Regions from separate parts of the Homo sapiens genome. Here region 2 is linked to region 1. The links are chromatin contacts, found by Hi-C or POLR2A ChIA-PET in ENCODE. All regions are on one chromosome and are shown on one strand. Each heading gives the region's core, a stretch centred on a gene start or an enhancer-like site at or near the end of the contact. The rest is flanking DNA. Distances are from core to core; before and after follow the strand shown. Region 1 has its middle 30 kb from the start of ZNF782. Region 2 has its middle 23 kb from the start of CTSV.

What was found. A loop is a pair of places that touch in the nucleus more often than their neighbours do. ChIA-PET counts read pairs that join two places held with the same protein, here RNA polymerase II (POLR2A). Pooled maps may share reads with other maps.
Region 2: a pooled map shows a loop between it and region 1 (8-fold over the local background). The contact joins two enhancer-like sites. A Hi-C loop is called at or near these places in 6 of 50 pooled maps. POLR2A ChIA-PET finds 5 or more read pairs at or near these places in 2 of 52 experiments (H1 and OCI-LY7).

The regions. Positions count from the first base shown.
Region 1 is chr9:96,883,090-96,885,855 of GRCh38, forward strand. It overlaps a transcript of ZNF782 not described here. Among named protein-coding and RNA genes, the nearest start is that of ZNF782, 30 kb to the left of the region's middle. RefSeq lists an enhancer at 881-2,080. Within about 2 kb of position 1,487, at least 2 of the 41 ENCODE cell types and tissues checked have a DNase peak (open chromatin) inside an H3K27ac peak, as active enhancers do.
Region 2 is chr9:97,061,163-97,063,935 of GRCh38, forward strand. No RefSeq gene overlaps it. Among named protein-coding and RNA genes, the nearest start is that of CTSV, 23 kb to the left of the region's middle. Within about 2 kb of position 1,394, at least 5 of the 41 ENCODE cell types and tissues checked have a DNase peak (open chromatin) inside an H3K27ac peak, as active enhancers do.

The DNA of each region.
Region 1 (2,766 bases), core at 237-2,736:
TGCATTGCCACATTAAAAAAAGGAAAGACAAAGCAGCTAGACATCGAAACAAAACTAAACACGAAACACCAAGGACAATATATTTTTTAAAAACATGGTGACAGGATGTTTTCATGAATCCCAAAATATGGGGTGTGGAGACAAGCCACCTGACTACAAGTGACATCTTGTGTAGGAGGAAGCAAGGAAAGCATTGGTGGGATGATTCCAGAACAGCAGCTCTAAAAGGAGGGGTTTGTTTTCTCCAATACCAGTAGGGCTCAAGGGGCTTGTGTAAGATAAGCTGAAGGGGATGGAGCAGTGTAGCTCCTCTGAAATCACCTGCCAGGGATCCCTTTTAGGGCAGGGACCTACACTGAAGAGAGACTGCTTCTAGTGGAATGAAAATCAAGCAGGATAGGGACAACAAAGGTGACAGAGAGAGAAGGTTTAGACTAAAGGGACGGAGGAGAATAAAGGCAGAACATCTCAGAAAGCCAAGTTGACATATTTTTGAGCCCTAGACACAACCAATAGAAGGGAGCTCTGTGAAGTTTGAAAGGCTTTTCACACCTCTTTCAGAAAATTCAGAAACCTTCACATCTCTTTCTGAAAGTTCAGAAAAACTAACGACATAAAAAATAAAAGTCCTTCCTACTACACATAGAAATCTTTGGAAACAAAACAATAAACAAGCATAGCAAAACTCTGAAAAGATACATGGAAGAAGATGGGCTGTCCAGAGACATCAAGAGTTGATGAACTGCAGGGTGATGAGTTCTCTGTTTCCTTCTGCTTCTCATATGCCATGGACAGGGCACTACAGAAACCTCCAACCCAGAACTACCAATAGGCACAGACAATGAAACAAAAGCCTTAAGAAAAGTGTGTTCTCTTTAGCCAAAGGTCTTGGAATGGATGGGCTATGAATAGAAAAGCTTTTAGCAATATCAGCCCTACACCAGCCAAACACCAACAGAAAAGCTGTACTACCCTCTACCCTGTGGAAGCAAGCAAGGGAACTCTGATTTCCCAATCTGGTGGTATTGGCAGGGCCGAGCACAGAGCTAATCTTGCATCCTCTGCCTGGCAGAAGTGGGTGGCAGGAGGAGCTGAGATTCCATGCCTTGCCTGGAAGCAGACAGTGCTCTGATTCCCCCACAGGGGTAGTGTCAGTGGGGTCAAACAGTGAGCTGAGCCTTCACCCCCACCCAGCAGCAATGAAATTTGACAATGCAGTAAAAGGCAGAGCTGGTTACAATGAGGCTTCACCCCTCCAGGCCCTGTCATGAAGGTCCATTGGGTGCTGACCCTTCACCTCCACTTGGCAACAACAAGGCAGAATAGAGTGTCATAAGGAAGGGTAGCTGATGTTTTGCTTCTCCCCTTTCCTGATATCAACAATATGCAGAGCCAAGCTGACCCTCCACTCCTACTCATAGCAACAAGGTGGTGTGAGTCAGCCTTCCACCTTTCCTACCTTCCCTCCCACCCCACAACCCCGAAGGCAGTGGAGCCAGTCAGGGAGCTGGTCACATAGTCACACTCAGAGGCAACAAGGTGGTGTGAGTCAGCGTCCCACTTTGACCAGGAAGATGACTGTGGGATGAAGAAGGACTTGAACTTTCACCCCACCCATCTGCAACAATGCAGTGTGAGTCAGTGCCCCATTTTTACCAGGATGGTTTGGAGGAGTCTATTAGGAAGCTGAACAAACACACCCACCTGACCCTGGCACTATACCCACTTAAAAAAGGTTAACTAGGATTCATGGTCTCATAATATAGAAAATATCTGGGATACAATTTAAAAAATGCTTGACATGCCAAGAATCAGAAAAATCCCACAGAAATGAGAAAAAAAATAACAGACACTAACACCAAGATAAATCAGATAGGGTATTATCTAACAAGTGTTTTCAGGCAACTATCAAATGCCTCAACAAGCAATTGCAATTTTAAAAAAGATTAAATGGATTAAATTTAAAAAAGATTAAATAGAATTCACAGTCTCATAATATAGAAAATATCTGGGATACAATTAAAAAAATGCCAAGAATCGGAAAAATCCTACAGAAACAAGAAAAAAATAACAGATACTAACACCAAGAGAAATCAGATAGAGTATTATCTAACAAGGGTTTTCGGGCAGCTATCAAATGCTTCAACAAGCAATTGCGATTTTTTTGGAGTAAAAAAATAGAAAATTTCACCAAAGAAACAAAAATTACAAAAAGAAACCAAATACAAGTTAGAGAACTGAAAAATATGATAACCACAATAAAAAGCCTGCTGGATATGCTCAATAGTATAGTGGACATAAAAGAGGATAAAATCAATGAACCTGAAGACAGATCAATAAAATTTACCCAATGTGAGCAGCAGAAAAAAAGGTAAGAAAAGAGAACAATTACAGCATGTCAGGGATCTATAAGACAATAACTAAAGGGTTAACATTTGTGTTAACAGAGATCCAGTAGGAGAGAGAGGCACTGAAAAAGTGTCTGAAAAAATAAAGGCTGAAATGTCTCAAATTTGGGAAAAGACATAAATCTACAGATTGAAGAATCTGAGTGATTCCCAAACATGGTAAGCCCAAAGACATTGATGCCAAGACACATAATAATTAAGTTTCTGGAAACAAAAAAAAACAAAGAAAAAAGTCTTGAAAGCATCAGAGAGAAACAACACATTACTTGCAGAGCCTCAATTTAAATAACTTATTTTTCCTTCCTTCCTTCCTTCCCCTTCCTTCCTTCCTTCCTCTTTCTTTCTTTCTTCCTTTCTT
Region 2 (2,773 bases), core at 144-2,643, 180 kb after region 1:
AGGAGAGGCTCTCCATCTCATTACATTCTGCTTCCTTACTGGCTATAAACATTCAGAAAACCTCACAGGGCTGGGCATTCTCCACCAAGGCTACTTTCAAATCCTTAGCAAAGAAAGAATGCTAGACAAATCTGTTAGGCTGGAGGAATGGAAAACCTACTTGGACAGACAAGAAGATTACTCCAGCCCCGCTCACCACCAGAGGCTAACTGAACCCCCCAATCTCATTTCTCTTCTTTCCCAGCCTGCACCGTTAGGACATGGTGCTGAGAAGAGCTCATCATCTCTCAATGCCCTGCACTGGGCAGCAGGGAGGGAGGGAGGCCTTGATCCTACTGCACTGGGACAGGTGTGTGCCTGGCTACCTAGGGAAATACTGTGGCCCACAAGGGCTAGGCTGCATTGTATGTCATTGACAGGGCACCACCCTTCAGGTGCGCGCCCAGTTAAGCAGGTTGTCATGTACAAGCCTCAGTACCCAACCACTAAGTGCACCATCTTTGGGGGAAAATACATCTTGTTTTCCACACAGCTGACTGACCACACACCAAAGACACACAACCTGCTTATAAACTGGGACTCCCCTGTTGGAATCTTCTGGAAAACTTGAGTGTGCTTCTCAGGCAGATGTTTACCCTTTAAGCAGGGAAAAATGGAATTTGTGGCTCAGTTTTTCTTTCTATTCTATCTCTAACTAGTCCAAAATGGAATTGAGGAGGAATAAAACAGCAAGGAACTCTGAAATTAGAATGGCAACAATGGAAGAAGATTGTCTTGGTTCAACTCCAATGGCCACCTTAGATCTCTTATTAAGAGCTATTAACTGGAAAATAATTGCATAATAGCCTTCCTATGATAATTCCAAATTTGTTTGTATTCCAGAATTTTTCTAGAATGCTCCAAAATTCCCATCTCTGAACCTATGAAGTCTTCCCTAGAATCTGCAAATTCTCAAAGTCTTTAGAGACTCACTGGTCACTTGCTGGACAGGGGTTCTGTAAAAGGATTCTGGGGAGTTTGACTCAGTGTTCAACAAAGGCCCTTCCAAAGTTTTAGGGTCTATTCTGGGATTCCCAAGGGGACCTGGAGCCTTTCTCACATCTTCCTTGTGGAAGAGCACCTGCTTCATCCTCTGTTGCAACACAAAGAACCATTGTGAAGCTCCATGGTGAGTTTCCGTGAGTTTATTCCACCACGTGTGGCTCAGGCAGGCATGGATTTACAGGTATGCCTGTGCTTTGTTTCATATTCAGATGTATAGTTCCAACAGTTTACTTTATCAGCTGTACTCTTTGTCTTCCTTGTGTTCTGTCAAGCATCAAATCCAGTGTCATCTCTGTGTGGGTACCCTGCAAATGCTAATTGGTGGTGACAAAATAATGATGTTGACTGATGAATCATTTGGCCCCATAAAACTGATGAATCATTTGGTTGGAGAGTCCCAGGTTCAGCAGTTATGTAATGTGGCTTCACCAAACAGGTAATGTTTCATACCTCAGAGCAACATGGAACATTTTGCCTGCCAGGGCCTAGTCATTTCTATTCACAGCTGAAAAGCCTTCTCTGAAGAGTACAACTTGTTTTTTTTTAAAAAAATCAACCCTGTAGGCAGACGTTTCATGTAAGAGATACAGCTGTTTGCTTTGATTTAGGCTTCTACCAAAACTACTACCCAAACTCCCACACTGATTGGCAATTAGCTGAACAAACAGATGGAGCAAGAGCCTGAATCAGATCATAAAACAAATAAACGAATTCATGTGAGTCTTAACACTTCAATGGTATTGTTCCCACCTTCCTGTGGAAAGGTATGGACATCTTAAAATAAACAGGCTATGGAGGCCTGGTGCAGTGGCTCATGCCTGTAATCCCAGCACTTTGGGAGGCCGAGGTGGGCGGATCATGAGGTCAGGGGATCGAGACCAACCTGGCTAACACGGTGAAACCCCGTCTCTACTAAAAATACAAAAAGTTAGCCGGGTGTGGTGGTAGGCACTTGTAGTCCCAGCTAGTCGGGAGGCTGAGGCAGGAGAAAGGCGTGAACCCGGGAGGTGGAACTTGCAGTGAGCCGAGATCACACCACTGCACTCCAGCCTGGGTGACAGAGTGAGACTCCGTCTCAAAAAAAAAGAAAAAAATAGGTAAGTTTTTGGTTTACCAAAAATTTGAAAATTTTCGACCTCCAAAAGTGCAATTTTACATGGTTCAACCTAATGAAAGGTTTAAGAATTCTCAGAATGTATATGTTTCAGTATAGGTATCTGTTAATATAAAAATTAGCACACTCCTAATACTTGCTTCTGGACAAATTCATGCTTGTTCTTACTTGGTATCCCTTTTCAGGTAATGAAGAAAATGTATTTCACATGTTTTCTAAAAATTAAAAGTCAAAAATTTTAATTGAAAATTAGAATTTTAAACAGAAATTTTTTCATTTGCTACAGAATCCAAAATCCAGTACATTTTGCAAATTGGTGCAAGTTGTGCAGATCTGACCCACTGACCTGTAAGAGTCTACACAATCATGAACAATTTTTTTTTTTTTGAGACGGAGTCTCATTCTGTCACCCAGGCTGGAGTGCAGTGGCATGATCTCAGCTCTCTGCAACCTCCGCCTCCCGGGTTTAAGTGATTCTCCTGCCTCAGCCTCCTGAGTCGCTGGGATTACATGTGCGCGCCACCACACTCAGCTAATTTTTATATTTTTAATAGAGATGGGATTTCACCATGTTGGTCAGACTGGTATCGATCTCCTGACCTCATGGTCCACCTG